Linked DNA regions of Homo sapiens: region 2 is linked to region 1. A link is an interaction called in ENCODE POLR2A ChIA-PET data of the cell type or tissue named here. Cell type or tissue: IMR-90. All regions are shown on one strand. Links, peaks and the distances in the headings refer to the core of each region. The heading gives the core; the rest is flanking DNA.

Region 1 (9,835 bases), core at 1,200-9,199:
TTCCTAATGCTCCCCAAAGCTTGCCAGCTGTTTAACTTTCAAAACCACTAAATATTCATAATGTAGTCTTAATTCTCTGTTTGTGAAGAATCCTACTGGAGATCATATATTCCAGTAGGAATAAATGCCAAAACGTTCTTTCAGTGAGCATTAACTAGCAGTTCCTACATTTATGATTTTATAATTTTCTATGAATTTTTTATAAGAATTCGTGAGATAAATTTGTATATTAAAGTATTACTGGCTTACTGCTGAGTTTTATATAGATACTTTTTCACCTCTTAAATTCCCTTAAAAAAATGTTTCCTTCTGAAAGGGAGGAACCTCAGAGTTGCTTTGAACACTTGTTTAGTTCTGACGAAACAGAAACTGCACAACCTTTCTGCCTAATTTAGCAGTATCATGTTCAGGAAGTTGTAGGATTAACCAAGTCAGTCTAAACTTTAAAAGACCCTGTCCTCATCAACTGAGATTTCTACAATTTGTGGTTAATATATTTTTGTTGTCATGATAACCACTCTGACTCTCAGACAAAGAAGAAAGTGCCAAAACAGACGACATGAAAGTGGTCCCAATTTTTTTTCCCTTGAGAGTTCACCTACATTTCCCATGGTATGGATTGCTGTGCCATACTTCCTCTCTTCTCTCCTCTGCCTCTGACCCAGACAGTTTTTGTTTTAATTCCCTTTCTGGTTCCTATCAATCCACTTTAAAAATGAACATCTCAATTCTAGAAGTTTTTTCTCCCCTCATAGTAGATTCTAACCAGAAATTTAACCTAAGACACTCAAGCCATTTACAAAACAAAGTATAAATCACGTTCTGTCACTTACAATCACATAAAATGTCTGATATATAGAAATATTTTAACACCAGTAGTAAATATAGCTATCACATTTGTAGATGTAAATTGATCACAAAAAAAATTTTTGCACAGTACTATTAGTTTTTGTTCCCTGTGAAAAATAAACCACAGAAACAAACATATTGGTTAAATACTTTACTGTCATTTAATGGAAAGAAAAAGTTATTTCTGATGTCTGAGACAAGGAAAAAAATTCCTATAGTGCTCCCAATTTTAAAAGAAATCATTCTAGTCTTTTGAATTTAATAATTAAATAGCAGAACTGAATTTTCAGAGTTTATGTAAGAAACAAGGGACACTAGACTCTTTTTGTTCACTATTTTTATTGGCTATGAAGCAATAAACTGCACCAGTATTTTTTAAAGTTTACTTTACTGATTGCTTGAAATACGGTAGCCATTAAAGTTTCTAAAACATTTGGGGTTTTGCTCTCAATTTATGCACATCTATAGAGTATTCAGCCAAGAATACTACCAGTGTCTGGAATGTTAGTTACTGGGGCCAAGTCTTACCATAAAAGTAAGGACAACTATCCCCCCACTTGGGGCAGTTTCTATGGGATTTGTTCAAGTGTCAACACCGTTCAAGTAAAACATCGTAGAGGAAACTGGTACCCAATTTCTGGCCAAACAGCAGACTTGGGCCTTTCTTCCTCAGCCAGAAACACTATGCACAGTACTTCTGGGAAACCAAACTGACTTCCTTTAAGTTATATTTCAACAGGATAGAGCTTTCAAAAGTTTAATTGGATTTTTACAGAATCTCTTTCCAATACCACCAATTTAAAATATTTAGTTAAGCTCTTTCAACATCAACTGTATTTTTAAGTTCTCATGCTGTTAACGTGAAACTTTCCAAAGGCAAAAAGAAAAAAGTGACAAGTTTGTACAGCACAGAAAACAAGCTCCCACTTTATCTCAAAGTATGTGTTTTCTCATTCTGTTTTTAAATTACAGGAGTATTTTGCTAGAATCTCTAATCTTTGAAAACTATGTTCAAGTTAAACATGCATACTATCCACGCTGATAAAGTCATTAACATACTTTACAAAAATGTTAAGCAGAAACATTACCGGTAAAAGGAAAAGGGAGCAGGCACCAGCAGCCATGGAGCACATACTCCAGAGCGAGGTACTTCTCATTATCTCGCTTCCTCACAATAACCCCGTAGAGTTAGAAGCAAAACGATGAGCTCCACATTAAGAATCCTGGTCTGCCACTTTTCCTTAATGTCTCACTTAAATCTTCCATTAGCAAACACTAATACACTCTCTTTGAACGATTTAAGGAACACATACATATTGTTCAAATTCATTTCCAGATTCTAAAGCCACTTGCGAAGGTCAGCTAAGGAATGGCTTAATGGACTCACAGCAAGCCTTGAACCCCAGACGATCTGAAACAGAGAGCACAACCTGGCAGTGCCAGCCTCTGTGGGGCCTGTGGGGTCCTGAGCACTGTTCAGGTATTGCCAATTCCCAGGTATCACCTAACGATAGCTCCTTTCCCCCAGGGTAAGTGAATTTCAGTGGGTTAGTGGAACATGTTTGTAAGCCATTTTAAAAATCCTCAGCAACAAACTGAAAATTGTCCTTTTTTTTCCCCCCTCTGAATGACTTCTGAACCTATCACAATGGAATGGGAAGTTTCTCTGCTCTGCTGAACACATTCAATAGACATACCAAGGCCTTTCCCTAAAATGTTCTACATAGATTCTTCTAACAAAAGAATAAAAATCACTGATAAAATATTTATCTTAAAATAGTTATTTTAGATAATGTTTTAAAAGTTTATTGCAGCAAATTTACACATCGGTTTCCTTCCTGGTGACTAAAAGACAACTCAATCAATATCTGATAAAGCTAAAATATCATGAGAATTAAAGTCACTGTTTATTAGTGAAGGTGTAACCTGTACTAAATGCCTTGCAAAACTCAAATAAGACTTGGTTTCTGGCCTCAAAGAACTTAAAATCTTGTATCTTGTTCTGCGAACCTAAACAATCCAAACTTTTAAAGTAGAATAAATTATTTCAACCTAATCTAAACTCTTAGAACTTAAGAGTCCTTGAAGCTCAAAATGGGCTCTTATTTCAAGAGGAAAATATTTTCATGCAATTCAATAATAATTAGATTTTTCCCATCATTTGAGACTTACGAAATTTAGTCTCTGAAATAGGCTCATATTAGATTTGCTTCTAAAAATCAAAAGGGAGAAAAATAGGAAACACTTATTAAAGAAATTCATAGGAAAATGATTTAGATATCTAAGAAAAGAGATAAAGTAGGAGGATGATTTTAGCTCACTAATTCATATTTTTACGTCTATGCCAGTAATTTTCCATCAAAAACCTTTCTATTAAAACTCATTGTCACACATTTCCTATACTTGGAACAGAAGGTCCATATCAAAGATTAGTATTATTAGCATTTGTAAATGCATCTAATTATTTACCAGATAACACCATCAATATTGTGCCCATTCAACCTAAGGAAGCTGATTGCCAAAAACAAAAACAAAAGCAACAAAAGAGAAATTCCTTTCTCTCCTCAATTTATATTTATCACTTTCTTTAAAATCCGATACCTCACTCCTTCTAGAAAGCCTCTGAACAGACCAGGAGAGATCATTTCACTTCTCTGTATCCCCATCACTGAAATTTCTGTTGAGCTATCAATTTGCACTTGCACATATACTGCTTTAGGAAGGCTTCAAATAGTTGTATTTTGCCTCCTTAACTAGCTTTTAAAGTTCCTCAAGGGCAGAGACTATCTTCTATTCCTGCTGTAATGCCACACTTTCCCTAATGCATCTTGAAAACAACTCAGTTATTCTGATTAAAGAAAAGGAGGGAAGGCATAAAAGGTTCTTGTGAGGCTGTCAGCTTTTTATTCTTCTGTGGACCCTCCTGCAGCAGGGCTTTTGCCTGGCTTTGCCCTGCCCAGGACCACTGAGAGTAATCTGGTAATACGCATTTAGGTGAGAACCATGTTTTGAGCCACTTCCAGAGAAAATAATCGAATGAGTTATTGTCCATTCTGAAGTTATACAGGGATAAACTCTGTTTAAACAAATTGTCTTAGGTAGAACTGGACTGGACTTCAGGAAAGCCAAGACATACTAGAGCCCCTAGCACTGGTCAAAGGCAGCGAGGGGACTTCTCCCAGGGCCAGAAAGCACTGATCTGCCAAACCCAGAGAGGGAATGGGTGGGATCACGATGTCAGGGGTTACACTTACAGTCTACATCCTAGCAGAGATTTGGAATCTCTGGGCTCCTAAACTACTGCTACTTCTCCTCTGGGTTCCCAGTAAACATTATGAAGACTATCCCCTGTCATTAATAGAGTTAATGAAATCAAATACCAATTCTTCCGTCTCCTGATAACGAGACAACACTCGGATTCACTTTCTTATAATGGGAGTTCGCACTGACGTTAAAGTGTCAATGAGGAATTTCACCTTTTCTTTTTGTAAGCAAAACAGAAAAATCCTCTATTTTCATTTTTTCCCAGTATGGAATGAGTACTAGATAACCTTCCCTTTAATTTGCACTTCACATGGTGACCCTGACCAGTAGGTCTCCTCCCAACTCGTAAAGGTTTACCTTTTCATAAAGTAGCCAAAAATAAATTTATTCTTCTATATAGATATTTTTAGGTAAAAGTTACCTACTGTGCACTTCTAAAACTGTAACTTATCCTTAATAAGAGTTGTTGTTTGAGATCCTTGAATATAAATAATACTGGCTAACAGACTAGGAATGCTGCTACGGAGATACTTTTACTAAAGTAGGACATTATTTCTAATCTTTCACTAGAAACGATGTAGGCCATCAAGTAAACAGCTACTACATTCTATAGAACCAAAAATATCTGCCAAATTCTTGGGTGACTGTATTATTATTTTTTAAAAACATTACTCTCTACTTTCAAGACTAATTATTTCTATCTCCACTCCAGCAATTCTATTTAGTCTATGAACAAAAGGGCAAGAAGAGATTATTCATCTTTGGATTCTCCACAAAACCAGTAAAAAATATTTGCTGAATCAAATTATACTTAACTTTTGATAAGCTTTATCATCTCTAAACAATGTTTAATCAATTTCCTATGTAAATGTTTCTCAGAAGAAAGAACAAGTCCTAGAAGCAAAGTTTAATCTTCCCAGTGAGTCATTAAAAAGAAATTGCTTCTAAGCTTTCATGCTCATAAATACCTTTCCTGGGGTCTGAACCAGCAAGTCTCTTAAGCTACTACTTTAAAAAAAAATTGTTTGAAATTATCAATACACAAAATAAATTTCAAAGCTGCAAATGAAAAAAAAATGGAAAAGAATGAAAAGAATGTTTAATAAAATCTAATACTAAAGGCTAATAAATGTGATACTTCCTCTGCAATAGTTTTCAAATAGAGACTCAAAAAACCACTGAGTCCTAAATCTCTTCCTGCAAAAAAGATTTTGCCTGTGTTATCTCTACCAATAAAACAGGTTACACATTTAACCACTATTATTTCTCGATTCACATTGTAAGATCTCCATCCATTAAGGCCCAGAGTGAAAACCTTTGTATACAGTTTTCCTAAAAAGCCTTTTACCCTTTTCCCACAGTTCCACAAAAAGAAGAGTAACTTATGTTCAGAACACTGAATGTTGCTTTTAGTAAGTACCTGCAATGAAAATATCTTTATTGTCAATATTATCGATTTTTTATTTTTTATTATTATTATTTTTTCAGATGGAGTCTTGCTCTGTTGTCCGGGCTGGAGTGTGGTGGCATGATCTTGGCTCACCACAACCTCTGCCTCCCAGGTTCAAGCAATTCTCCTGCATCAGGCTCCCAAGTAGCTGGGACTATAGGCATGTGCCACCATGCCCAGCTAATTTTTGTATTTTTAGTAGAGACAGGGTTTCACTATGTTGGCCAGGCTGGTCTCGAACCCCTGAACTCAGGTGATCCACCTGCCTCCGCCTCCCAAAGAGCTGGGATTACAGGCGTGAGCCGCCACCGCGCCCAGCCAAATATTATCGAGATTTTAAAACCAAAAGCTATGTTTAATATATTCCATGAAAAATGACTTTGGAGCAAAGACCTAGAAAGGAATTTTTTTTTTTTTTTTTTTTTTTGAGATGGAGTCTCACTCTGTTGCCCAGGCTGGAGTGCAGTGGCACGATCTCAGCTCACTGCAACCTCCGCCTCGTGGGTTCAAACGAGTCTCTTGCCTCAGCCTCCTGAGTAACTGGGACTACAGGCATGTGCCACCACGCCTGACTAATTTTTGTATTTTTAGTGGAGATGGGGTTTTGCCTTGTTGGCCAGGCTGGTCTCGAACCCCTAAACTCAGGTGATCCACCTGCTTCGGCCTCCCAAGTGCCAGAATTACAGGTGTGGGCCACTGTGCCAGGCCCTAGAAAAGAAATTCATATCTAAGGATCTTTTAGTACCCAAACTGAAAGTCAATATATTCAGCAGCAAATCTCAAGTACAGATTATACGAAGTATAACTAATAACATCTTACTACACATGTCAGTAGGCAATAAAGTCTTCTGCAAAAGACAGTAAGGCAGAAAATGGGAATGTAACCCCTTTACAAACTAGGCTTCCACTAAAAATCTTTCCAGGACTTAATGTGGAAATCTTTCCTAAACAGGGAATCTTGAACACAGTGCTTTAAGAGTCCATTTTGTGAGTCTGGCGTGGTGGCTCACGCCTGTAATCCCAGCACTTTGGGAGGCTGGGGCGGGTGGATCATCTGAGGTCAGGAGTTCGAGACCAGCCTGGCCAACATGGTGAAACCCCGTCTCCACTAAAAATACAAAAATTAGCCGGGCGTGGTGGCAGGCGCCTGTAATCCCAGCTACTTGAGAGGCTGAGGCAGGAGAATCGCTTGAACCTGGGAGGTGGAGGTTGCAGTGAGCCGAGATCGCACCATTGCACTCCAGCCTGGGGACGAAAGCGAGACTTCATCTCAAAAAAAAAAAAAAAAGAAGAGTGAATTTTGTGTTCCTATGTTATTTGTACAATGTTTCCATTTTCTCCTACGGGCGTGTTTCAAATTGTCCTTTTCCATTGTCAATCTCCAGTAAGCCACTCTGGGATCACTTAGTACACACAGAGTCCAATGCATGGAGTCTGGGTCTGAGGAATACTTGAGCCAAGTGTGTGTTGTTCAAAGACTTTCTTTGTACAAATGCTAATTTCTTGCCCTGTTCCAGATAGCTGAAACGGGGGAAAAAAAAGAAAGAAAAAATCTAGAAACGTTACCGTACCCTGATTTCCCAACAGCTTTTCCATATTCTCTAAGGTTAAGTGTATATCCACGCACATGAAGGGAACCGCTAGGACTTCAAACATCTGTGTTGAGTTCATGGTTTACTTTTTCAGAACTTTTTCTCTGGTAAGAACTTTTTAAATTTCTACAAATTTTTGTTTGAAGATACAGTCAATATATTTTCCTACTGATTTCAACTTGCCTCAAACCTTTGCAAACTTAGACATTATTTTAAATGTTCATTATATTAAAGAAAAAAGTAAGGTATGTGAGCATATAATACTGGTTGCAATAGACAGTTTATCAGTCATGTTGATTTATAAAGACAAAACAGTATACTTGGGAGCAACTTTAGAGTAATAGCAATGTGTTCCGCCCCTTGTAGACATCATGAGGCATACAAATTTCAGTACAATGTTCATTTAAATGCTGTTAAAAGTACAAATATTTTGAATTGGAAATACACCACTCATTGACATTGTTACCTAGAAGCAGCCATAATTATTTCTCACCAAAGGCATGATAAATGTATACACACACATACTACAAATAATACATGCGAACATCCACATCTATAAGGGGTGCTTCTACAGGCCTTATGCTATACTATGTATGTACAGATATAAATAAAATATAATTATTCCCTAGAATAGAAGCAAATGTTTCCAGTATTGTCTAATCACACAAAGAAGACAGAACTTTGTATTATTTATATGCGATTTCCTGATAAAGAAATCAAAGTATATGAACTTAGAAGACTTGAATGCTATACTTCTGGTTTAAGAAACTGATATATCATCTACTCTGTCATCTCAGATTACTTAAAAAGTTCTATTTTGTTAAGACTATTATTTGCTTAGGTTCAATTTGCAACCCAAGTTAAAGAAGCACTTCCAATCTAAAAATCCAGAAGAAGTAATTAAACTCAGATGTAGGCTGTTTTCATTGCCTAAATTATTTTTAAAACATAAGGTAACTTGACATTTTAAAGCAATTACAATTATTTTCCAAAGAAATGCTAGGGTGCTTCACATTCTGCCTGTAAAACGACAATCATTTAAAGAGTATTTTATGTCATCAACTGTTGTGTGGTTTTTAAAGTCCTCTGATCAACGGTCCGAGAGGGAGGAGGAGGACAGAAAGAAAACCAAAAAAAGCTATTACATAAGAGAAGTAATTTAGAAAAACTGTCCTAACTGTTCTACCTGGGCCTTAAAGGGAAAGAAAAAAAAAAAACACCTTTGCTGGCTTCAGATACATTCATTTAAAAACAACAGGCGGGCAGGGTGGGGAGGATGCAATGAGAGAACAGGTAATTTTAAAAGGCATTGTCTAGAAATGAGAAATGAGGAGAAAACAACCTCAATGCTCTATGATTACCCAAGAACAGGTTTAGCCAGATGAACAAGTCTGCTACAAACCCTCCCCAAGGCATTTGAAAGACTATCAAACAAAACTTTATTAAACTGGATTACATGTTCTCATTCATTAGATGTTGAAGGCCACAATGTTTATGGTCAGGTGAAAAAGCTGATGCAAGGGACCCAAACCAGGTCTCGGTCTTCTTTTCAGTCTGTTTTTATTAGTACAAGCATTGTTAAGACAACCCACGATTAAATGTATTTGCCGGCAGGTCAAGTTCCTGAATCGCAGGTATAAGCATTCAGGGCACTAAACCCTGACGGGGTGAAAGGCTATTCAGATATGGGTTTGACTACATCCCTGCAATAAGTAGTTGATTACATCGTTATATGCAATTGTGCTCTTTTATTAGGAGACTTTAAACCCAGGAAAATGTGTTCCCTCCTATCTCTCAAGGACTTCCAAAAGTGAAAAAAACAATAGTTCAAATGTCTTTATATTTCCATTTATATTCTGTAAAAGGACATTTTGGTATTTCTACATGGAATATTTTCCTGGCACTTGTCATTTGTATTTTGAAAACTTTAAGTTGGAGTTTTTATAACATGCTTAATTCATTTGTGTTTAACTATAAAAATTTCTACCTTGGGCTGCCTATGAAGGATCCTTCCTCTTATGTAATCAGTTTGTCTCCATGCAAAAACCTCAGGCCAAAACAGCCCGCTCATTTCATAGATAAATACATAAGATGCCTTCTCCTTAAAAGCAGTTTCTCAAAAAGCCCTGGAATCTACAACATTGTCATCGGATTTTAGTAAGTAGTGTTTATCACTGGGATATCAAGCAATGCTTCCTAACATGCATACAAAATGTCTGCAACCATATTCCTCTTAGGGCTCTACCTCAGCACTGACCTTTGTTCAAAGGCTTTTACTTTTTAATGCAGCAGTTAGAGATAACTACTTCATTTATCAAAACTCAATTTCCATAGTAACATCTAGCCTCGGGAGATTCAAGTCCTCACACTAATCCAACAACCCATTCAAAGGAACTGTTGAATACTTTGGTTTCCATAGCAATGATGGAATAATACATTTTGCTAGGTCATTGCTTTTATTAGCAAACTTATTCTCTGAACTTTAGGTAAGGCTGTATTTATTGAGGGAAAAAAACACAATCACTTTATATAAGTTCTTTTCTTTAGGGCTGCTCTTTTAAGAAAATCGCAAATAGTAACCATCTATATATTTGACAATATTTGGAGTATTTGGGGGGCCTTTAAAGTATGCCACCTGGTTTCATCTTAAAATGGCTTCTGATATAATTTTAAAGTTTAA
Region 2 (9,835 bases), core at 723-8,722, 250 kb after region 1:
AAAAAAAATTTATCTTTTTGGGAGGAACTACATAACAAAAAAAATGTCTCTCCTTCAAATCTACTCTGGGCTATTTTTTTCACTAATACTATGCTATATAATATAAGTGACTCTAATTATAAGCTTACCTCTTTTGATAATTCACTTCGTTCTTTTGTTTGAATCATGTGAGAGGCTTCAAGTATTTCATGTTTTCTCCTAAGCTCAATTACTTCCTGTTCAAGTGCATCACGTTCACTGTTAAAATAAAATTCAAAGAGACATGTAAATTTTACATCCCCTTGTACAGCGTACACTTTAAAAGGGTTGACTATGTATTAGGACGCTGAATAGAGACACTAGCAATGGGGCTTCAGTGTAATTCCATGAACTATAAAGTACCTACTTTTCAGATTTAGAAGGGACTCTGTTTCAGACCTTGTTCAAATACATACATATCAATTTATTACCTTTAAGGAATATACAAACTACATAAGCCAGTACAGTAAATAATAAAACTTACTAACATACATTTGGTATTTTTTCATTAGTCATCTTCAATCTTATCTTGAGGTTAAAACTTTTAAAGAATGTATACATGGCTCTAGGCTTTCAGTTCAGTTAAGGTAAAAAAAAAAATACAACTTATCATTTAGATTGCATAGTAGATACGTAGGCAGGCATTCTTGTGACTATTTCATTCACAAATTGTTTATGATTACCCAGATTTTAATTTCCATTTTAAGACAAGTTCCCCAAAAAAGTTATACCAAGAATTGGACTAAAACCTACAACACACATTTTTTAAAATGAGCAGAGAAACAGATTTACTAACTCTTAACTACTTCCCTGCAGTCAGAAGCAGTGCCTTTGCACTTTATTTCACTGACCCACCTGGTATTTCCACAGAGAGGGCTGTTAGGAATTGTTTTCCTTTGCATCAGTTTTTCAAAAACGTTTAGAAAGCCTTTTTTCTTCTAGTTAACAAAATATTATGTTTATTGAAGAAAAACTGAGCAAAGCACAAAATAACAATCACCTACAAACCCAATAAGTAAAGATGACTATCAGTATTACTATTCTGATACATATTACTATACGTATTTTGTGCTTTTTTATTTTTAGAATGTTTAGATTATTTTTAATTAAAAAAATTTTTAAATTTTATTTTGTGCTTTCACATGCAATTTTTTAAAAAATCTTTTTTTTAAATTTTTTTTTTTTTTTATGAGATGGGGGTCTTGCTATGTCACCCAGACTGGACTTGAACTACTGCACTCAAGTGATCCTCCAGCCTCAGCCTGCCAGAGAGTTAGGACTACAGGTGCATGCCACCATGTGCCTAATTTAATTTTTTTTTTTTTTTTGTAAAGACGGTCTTGCTATATTGCCCTGGCTAGTCTTAAAGTCCTGGGCTCAAGTGATCCTCCTGCCTGTGCTTCTGAAAGCACTAGGATTACAGACATGACACGCTGTAACCAGCTTGGTTCTTTTTAATGCTTTTACTTACCAATCATTAACACTGTTGTATTTGTTTTGTAATATTAAATAAATATTACTTTGTCATATTTATTCAAACCCTCTCTCTTGTTAATATATGTGAATATATGCAGGTGTCTTAACGGTATATGTGGAGAATGGGTTCCAGACCCACCCCCACAACCTGAATATGCAAATCTGTACATGCTGAAGTCCTGCAGTTGTTGCAGATCCCACCAAACAGTCAGTCCTCTGTATACTCAGGTTTCACATCCCGTGAAAATTGTATTTTCGATTGGTGTTAGGTTGATAAAAACCTGAATATAAGTGGACCCCATGTTGGTCAAGGGTCATGTATCTATATGTGTATACACACCTACACACACATACTCATACATGTGCATTTGTTTCCTCAACTGAGACATTAGGTCCCTTTATCCCTAAATAATTAGTGTGAATTTACTAAGATTAAAGATAGTCTCTTATATAATCACAGTATAATTATCATATTCAGGAGACTTAGCCCTAATATAATATTATCTAACATACAATCCATTTTCAAATTTTGTCAACTGTCTCCCAAAACACCCTTTGTGAATTTTTTTTTCCCTGAGCCAAGGCTCTATTACCATAATGGTAATCCAAGGATCTATTATCATCATATTATAATCTATTACCATGCATCTAGATGTCATGGGGTTTTAGTCTCCTTTAACCTTGAAGATTTCTTAGTTTTCCTTGTGTTTTATGACTTTTTATAGAGCAGAGGCTAGCTGCATCATAGAATGCTCCTCAATTTTCACTTGTCTGAAGTTTCTTCATTATTAGATTCAGGTTAGGCACTTGGGCAGGAATACTACAGAAATGATTCTCAGAAATGATTCTCTGATACAGAAACGCATTCTCAGTATGTTATGTGAAGATGTACTGAGGTATGTGACGTCAGTTTATCCCATTATTGGTGATAGTAACTTTGATCACTAGGTTAAGGTAGCATCTGCCAGAGTTTAACTATAAAGGTATCCTTTTGCCCTTTAAAATTAGTAAGTAATTGTGAAGAGATGCTTTGTGTAAATATCCTATTCCCTAACATACTTATACTTCATGGTTTTATATTCCAATGATGATTCTGAATCAATATTATTATGCGGCTACAAAATGGTCATTCTTACATGCATATACATTTATTGCTTGGATTTCAACCATAAAGATCCTCTTTCCCAAAAAGGATATATTTATTACCACTGAACTGTACACTTAAAAATGGTAAAGATGATGTATTAAAAAAATTTTAAGATCCTCTTTCTGTATTTATTATTAGCCTGCACTTATAAACTCTTATTCTATTCAATGGACTGTAATTCATTATTGCCAATATTTATTGTGATATTCAAGTTTGCTATATTTAGCCAGTTGGCACCTCATCCAAGTGGCTGTTGCAGTGTTGAATTGGAATTAGAAGTATCAACGTGGGCTGGGTGCAGAGGCTCACACCTGTCATCTCAGCACTTTGGGAGGCCAAGGTGGGCAGATCACCTGAGGTCAGGAGTTCAAGGCCAGTCTGGTCAACCATGGAACCATGTCTCTACTTAAAAAAAAAAAAAAAAATTAGCTGGGCATGGTGGCGCACACCTGTAGTCCCAGCTACTTGGGAGGCTGAGGCAGGAGAATTGTTTGAACCTGGGAGGCAGAGGTTGCAGTGAGCCGAGATCGTGCCATTGCACTCCAGCCTGGGTGACAAAGTGAGACTCTGTCTCAAAAAAAAGAAGTATCAGTATGATCTCATCCATAGTGTGTTAAGCCTCCTCCTCATTCTCCCTCTACTTTCTCTGCCTACTCAAAGGGCCTAGAAATAATGACCAATGTAGCCATGACCATAGCACCCAAATCCTAAATTTCTAAATAGCATTCCCCACTAAGAGATCAAGACTTCTTAGACAAAGAGCTGAGGCAATGAAATTACAAAACCAACAAACGAAAACCAAAACTAGGAACATTATGTTATGCCAGAAAATAAGGAACTTTTAGTAAAAAAAAGTGATACATTCAGATCTAATTTAATGATTTTAACTGCTACATAAAATTATATTGCAGAGTAAATCTCAATTTATTTTCCATTCTGCTACTGAAAAGCATTTGAATTTCTTTTAATAATGACACAATTAACATCCATACACCTGTTTCCTTTTGTACATTTGTGAGAATTTACCCGGGGCATAAAAGGGCTTTTTTTTCTTCCCCAGTTTATCTTATATTTTATGACCGATGTTTTTAAACTCATTCATTCTGCTGAGTGAACTAAAAAGGGTCATAGTTTGAGTCCTTTCTTGTTTTACTATTCCATTTCTACCATAAAGATGCTTATCATGCTTTTTGATCAAGGTTATATTTTTCTTTCCTAGGTTTTTATTATAGTAAATGAAAACATATGTAAAAATAGAGGTGATATAATGAACACCCATGCTCCCATCACCCAAATTCAGTAATTATCAACTCATGACTCATCTTGTTTCAATGATCATCCGTGGCCCCGATGGATTATTCTGATGACTGTGCTTTTTAGTTTTCTCTTTTTATATTGTATCTGTCATTGCTATAGACTGATAGTGGCAGAGGGGACATGAAAATACCAACTGGTATCATCTTAGCATCATAATCTATTTCATTTTTATTCTTTTTTATTTTATATTTTTAAGAGATGAAGTTTCACTCTGCCACCAGGCTGGAGTGCAGTGGCATGATCATAGTTCACTGCAGCCTCGAATTCCTGGGCTTAAGCAGTCCTCCCACCTCAATCTCCCAAGTAGCTGGGACTAAAGGCATGTGCCACTATGCCCTCTACTTCATTTTTAAATGCTTCTTTTGAACTCCAGCTTTATTCCAGAGCCCACTGAGCACAGCTCTCATGGATTTAAAGCTCCAATAATTATCATATTTTGGCATAATGCCATATACATAAGAAATACCATGTGTCAGTCATAATGGGAGTAGAAATGACAATCTTCTATCCACAAATCTTTGCAAATTCACATACGGTATTATGCAATTTGTAATTTAAATTACACAATTTAAATCATTCATTCATTTAACAAATATTCACTGACTACTACATTTTAAGAATTATTTCAAGTGGAGTGAACAATTAAGATAAGGTCATTCCATTTATATTACATATGCAGTACATATATATTTAAAGGCTTTCATATTTATTTGATCTTAGTTTATATAGTGCAGTTATCCGTATTAGCAACATCTCATAAATGATGAAACTTAGGCTCAGAATGAAAAGAGATGTACTGAGGGACATACAGCTAAGTAGCAGCTCATTAAATTACTGAACAAACAACAGAAAAGAATATTCCAGTTAAAAAAAGGTATTTGCTATAAGTAGCAAATATTAGGAAACATATTTTCAGAAAGTGTCATTTTTTTTTTGAAAGAGTGTGTGTCTTTTGTCAGGAAGAAACAGCTGAAAAAAACTTCAGGGAAAACTGTTAAGTATTTAAATTGATTCCACTACATAAAAATAATCATCAAATAACACTGAAAAAATATTTACACACGTGTGATTTTACTGGGTTTCTATCTCTGTTTACATTTTAAGACAGCAGTGACATCTAAATAAAACAAAAACAACCAATATAAAAATACAATATAAACCCAACAAACTGCCAAAACTGCATGCATTTGTGCAAAGAAGAATAAGGTAAAAGTAAAATTAACAACTGATTGTTGGTAAAAACTCAGGTGACTTTGATGCACCCTAAAAATAGAGAACTACTACTGCAGCCATTTTAACTACTTACCTCTTGACTTTATCATAGTTCTCTTGACGGTAGTCACCTTGCTGAATTAACTGTTTTGTGTCTGCTAATTCTAAGGCCAAACGTTGACATCTAATTTGAACTTCAGAGTAGTTTTTTCGATCTTCCTCATATGTCTATAAACCAAAGGAATAATAACACATTTCAGACTAAACACTTAACATAGTTGCCCAAATTCTGTATTGAAGTCTTCTGTTAAGCTGTGATTGTCCTTGTAATTAAACAGTAAAAAAAATTCCTCAATTTTTAAATTTAGTAATTTTTCCCTATTCAAAGGCAAGTAATCTTAAGTTCACAGAGTGGTCTGTAAACTCAGTTGTTTAAAACTTAAACTGTTTTTCAAATAAATAACACAACAACTATGTTTTAGTTACTAGGCTAAAACATAAAATGACTACAAATGTTAAATGACTTTTTAAAAACATTTACTGAGTTACTATCAGATGCTGAAGATACAGAAGTGAATAAAACACACTTCCTGTTCTTGAGGATTTTACAGTTTAGAGATGAAAAGTCATATGGATATCAGTATCTACAATGAAAAATAATTAATGAAGAGATTAAACATGCAGTTCCAATTGTGTTACTCAGAAAAAAAGGAATCGTGTGACCCTCGAAACACATCTTTACATTGTTCTTCCCTCTACTCTCCCCATGTCAGTAGCATGTTAAGAAAGGCATTGCTGATATGGGAAGAGCAATGGAAGTAAAAACCTTAAAGTTGGTCACAAGGTTCTTTACAATCTGGTGCTGCTTCCTACAAGCCCCATTTCTCACCATTCCTAACATTCACACTTCACCCTCCAACCCTAATGGAGATCTGAAATTGTCTGAACCCACTAATGCTGCTTCTAACCTGTTCCCACTGCCTGAATACCTGCATATAATCTAAATGCTTGTCTCCTTCAGAGCACTGATCTCACTGTATCATTACCATCACATTAGTTTTCTCTTTATCTCACCAGAGTGTAAACATCTTAAGGGTGGGGATTTTGTCTTGCTCAACGCTGGACCTCCACCACTTTAAACACTGCCAGGTATATAATAAGAATTAAATAAAAGCTAAAAAAGAAATGATTAAATATGGGAAGCTGGGAGGGGAAGCAGACGGGACTAAATTCCTACTTATTTTCCTTCTTTGAACTCATCAAATCTTGCAACCAATCATCAACTCCACCTTCAGAAGCTGGCATGTTAAATGCATCCTGTGTTAAGTCATTACTGCTTAAGTAGCTGGCCAGCTAAATGAGGTCATGTTCACTCCACACATACTGACTGGATCATTTCTGTGTGACTGGTCACGGATTAGGCACTACAGATACAAAGATGAGTAAGACGATTTTGTCCTTTTTAAACTACTAAATGTAACTTTGATTATTTTAGTCCCCAAATTTCTATCAAAGGGCTATTTGAGAGAAGTAATTATGGAAAAACTACATTCAGTGTGTTTTGCTTTGGTATGGTATTATGTTCTTGTTCTACGCTGAAGTTTTCCATGAGAATGGAATGTTACTATGGTACTTATTATGGGATTACAGCTGAGGATACGCTATCACCTCCCGAAAGATCATCACATATATCATTTCGGACCTAAGTCCTACAAGAATCTTTAGTTCTTCTGAAGAATGCTTTATCCTTCTAAACATCATTAATCATGTCACTGTTTTGGAAGAGAGTATAGTGTTATGGCTAGGAAGGCAAGCTCCAGAATTCAACTGTCTAAAACTGAATTCCTGCAGTAAGACTCTGTGCACGTTAGTTTACCTCTCTATTCTGGTGTCCTACCTCAGAGTTCTTGTGAAGCATATATCAAGTAATACATGTAAAGTGCTTATAAAAATGTCTAACGTAGTAAATGCTGATTAACTATAAATTAATATTGTTATAATGCTTCCTCTTTGCTTTGGCTTCCAAAGAGATCATAGCCAAATTAACAGCTTAATAACTGTGCAAACGCCATGACAGAATTTGGAGGAACATAAATACAAGGAATATAAACATTAAAGGATGGGCAAAAAACAGGGATCCCAAAAAACCCAAAGGAGTATTCGCAGAAACAATGGGTAAACCAGGGGTGTGTGTCAGGAAAAACAGTGGAAGACAGTGCTTTGAAGCAGTCAATAATATTGAGAAACACTACTGATTGGTACTAAGAAATATTACCGAGAACCAACAAAAAGCCTTTAAAGTATTTAGCGGTAGGGGCAGAAGGTAGAGTGTTAGGGACTAAAACAAATATATCTAAATACTCAGTATGTCCTCTTTTTTGGCTATTTTATATACATTGTCGACTTAACACTTATGATGGGATCTAAAAATTATCCCCAGTTTCACAGATGAAAAAAACTGAGGCTTGGAAAGTCTCAGAGCTCGTAAGTAGTAGAGTGAGGACTCCAATCTAAGTTTGTCAAATCCAAATCAGTCGGCAACTCTTTCTACAGTTTAATAGTAAAAGTGGAGAAAGTATAGTAGCTAGAGAAGAAAACAGGGCCAATGAAGGTTTTAAAAAATGAAACAAGCTTGACAATATTCAAATATTGGTGAGAAACAACAGCAAAAGATGAATTACTGTTGGAGAAAAGGGGGCATACTCAGGGGAATGAAGCATACTCCTGAAAAGGGCTTTAGGAGATGGGATCCACAGCTTAGATGTGCAGATTAGTCTTAGATCAGAGGCCATGTTCATCAAGGCAGGCTTTTTTCCAGCTGATACAGAGTATTAACAACTTGAATAATTTAGATAGCTCTTATCAATTTGCTACAGGCCACAGCCTAATCTTACCCTACGGCTTCACAAATTTATATTATCCACCTGGTTTCTAGAGGCATATGATTTTCCCATCCCTTGAGGGCGAGACTCTTTCCATTATAAACACTAAGAACAAACAAACCAGAATGAGTGCAGATGTGAGTAGATTTGTTGGAAGGACACTGTGGGAGTTCTCATCTGAAGATTTCCATTTTCTCTGTGAAATGAAATACCAAGTCATCTGCTGAATGCGACAAGAAACGTGGAAAACTGGAGATGTAAGAAGAGTGGCTGGTTGCCTTAAGTAATCTCTGCGAAAAATGAGAGAACTAGAAATAATAGAATTACGACCAATTGTGTGGGTCCATTTGAGGCTGATAACAATAAACTGACAGTGCTTGTTACTGCTTGTGTGATTTTTGCCAGTAGTGCTCAGCTAGAAAAATAAAGAGTTGAGAGTTTTTCAGTCTGGTTTGATAAAAAGAAAGCTGGGAGAGGAATTAGATGATACTGGCAAAAAAAAAAAAAAAAAAAAAAGTTTAAGACTGATAACATGGTGGCAAGGGAAGAAAATAAATTTAGGAAAGGATTGATAAAGAAACAAATTATATGGATTGGAAATTCTGTTAAAGACAAGTTGAAAGCAGACAATGGTAAAACATAAAAAATATAGGAAATAAGATGTTTAGTGGATGAAAGTGAATTGGTAACTTCAGAAGTAAATCAGTTCTGGATGGCAAGGAACCAAATGTGGGCTATAAGACTGAGTGTTAAAATGGAGAAAAGGCAATCACTAGAGATGAGATCAATAAAATTCAAGGCCAAGGCTATAGATGAATTAATCACATAAGTAACCTAGGTAGCAGCTGAAGTGGAAAGGAAGACTAAATCTAGAGCAAGGCTTTCATTAAACAAAGAGGAATGTCCCAGTGGTCTGCAAATGAAGAATACTGTAAGTTGGGGTATCCAGATGATGAGTTCCAAAGAAGCAGTGTTTTCTGTGAGTGCAACTGCAAAGATCTAAAAAGGTAAAGATCATCTGACTCTGAAATATGCAGAGTATTTTAGGATATTCAGAGAGTAGTTCCATGGAAGAATAAATATACAGAGTATATTATTAATGTTATATACATAGTGTATATATATGTATATATTTATAAATTTCCTTTAAATATAAACACCATATGCAAGTATAAACAGAAGCAAGTCTAAGTGCAGTATAAGAATGCACATATTCGACCAGCACTTTATTTACAATTTTTCAATTGGACAATTTCCCCTTAAACGAAATTATTACTTTCGTATTTTGAATTTAAAAATCTCCTGCATTTATTGTTAGCAATTAAAATAGAGTAAGCCATAGCATTGGAAACAGGAAAAATAGCATCTTCCCTCAAAATAAACCCCATGACTATGTAGAACCATTGTTAAAGCTATAGAGAGTAGAAAAGACTATTTTGTATTCTCCTCTGCATCCTTCCATGTCTTGAGCTTAGCATCAACCTTTGTGGGAAGACTAAGCTCCAGCAATAACCTAGAGTTTATCCTATTTTTTCACAACACCTGATTCTTATCTGTCAGAAAATGTATCACATGTGCTGTGGGCAGCCATTACTTGTCTCCCACATCATAAGGAAAACTCTAAGGAAGTTTTCTGTAATCCTAGTAACTAATACTCTGCCTATTATATAGAAGGTTTGCAATTAATGTCTGTGGAAGAGGAGGAACAAAAGAGGACATTAAATAGACTAAAACAAAAGAAGCAAAAAAAGTAAACTTTTCAAACATAAAGAAATGGACACAT

The links. ChIA-PET counts read pairs that join two places held together with the same protein. Peaks named below come from ENCODE experiments on the same cell type or tissue, not always from the same donor. Only the 100,000 strongest peaks of a DNase experiment are listed, where the experiment ranks them.
Region 2: POLR2A ChIA-PET joins it to region 1 with 15 read pairs; 3 of 35 experiments call an interaction of 5 or more read pairs at or near these places.

Annotation. Positions count from the first base shown.
Region 1 is chr13:73,064,859-73,074,693 of GRCh38, reverse strand. The region is part of intron 3 of KLF5 (KLF transcription factor 5); the gene reads right to left. Among named protein-coding and RNA genes, the nearest start is that of KLF5, 11 kb to the right of the region's middle. In IMR-90, for the core only: no CTCF peak of the experiment used is centred there; a DNase peak (open chromatin) is centred at 5,063; H3K27ac peaks cover 485 bases.
Region 2 is chr13:72,817,412-72,827,246 of GRCh38, reverse strand. It overlaps PIBF1 (progesterone immunomodulatory binding factor 1), which reads right to left. Exons shown (of 18, transcript NM_006346.4): 6 at 5,265-5,398; 7 at 129-237. Among named protein-coding and RNA genes, the nearest start is that of PIBF1, 40 kb to the right of the region's middle. In IMR-90, for the core only: no CTCF peak of the experiment used is centred there; a DNase peak (open chromatin) is centred at 6,536.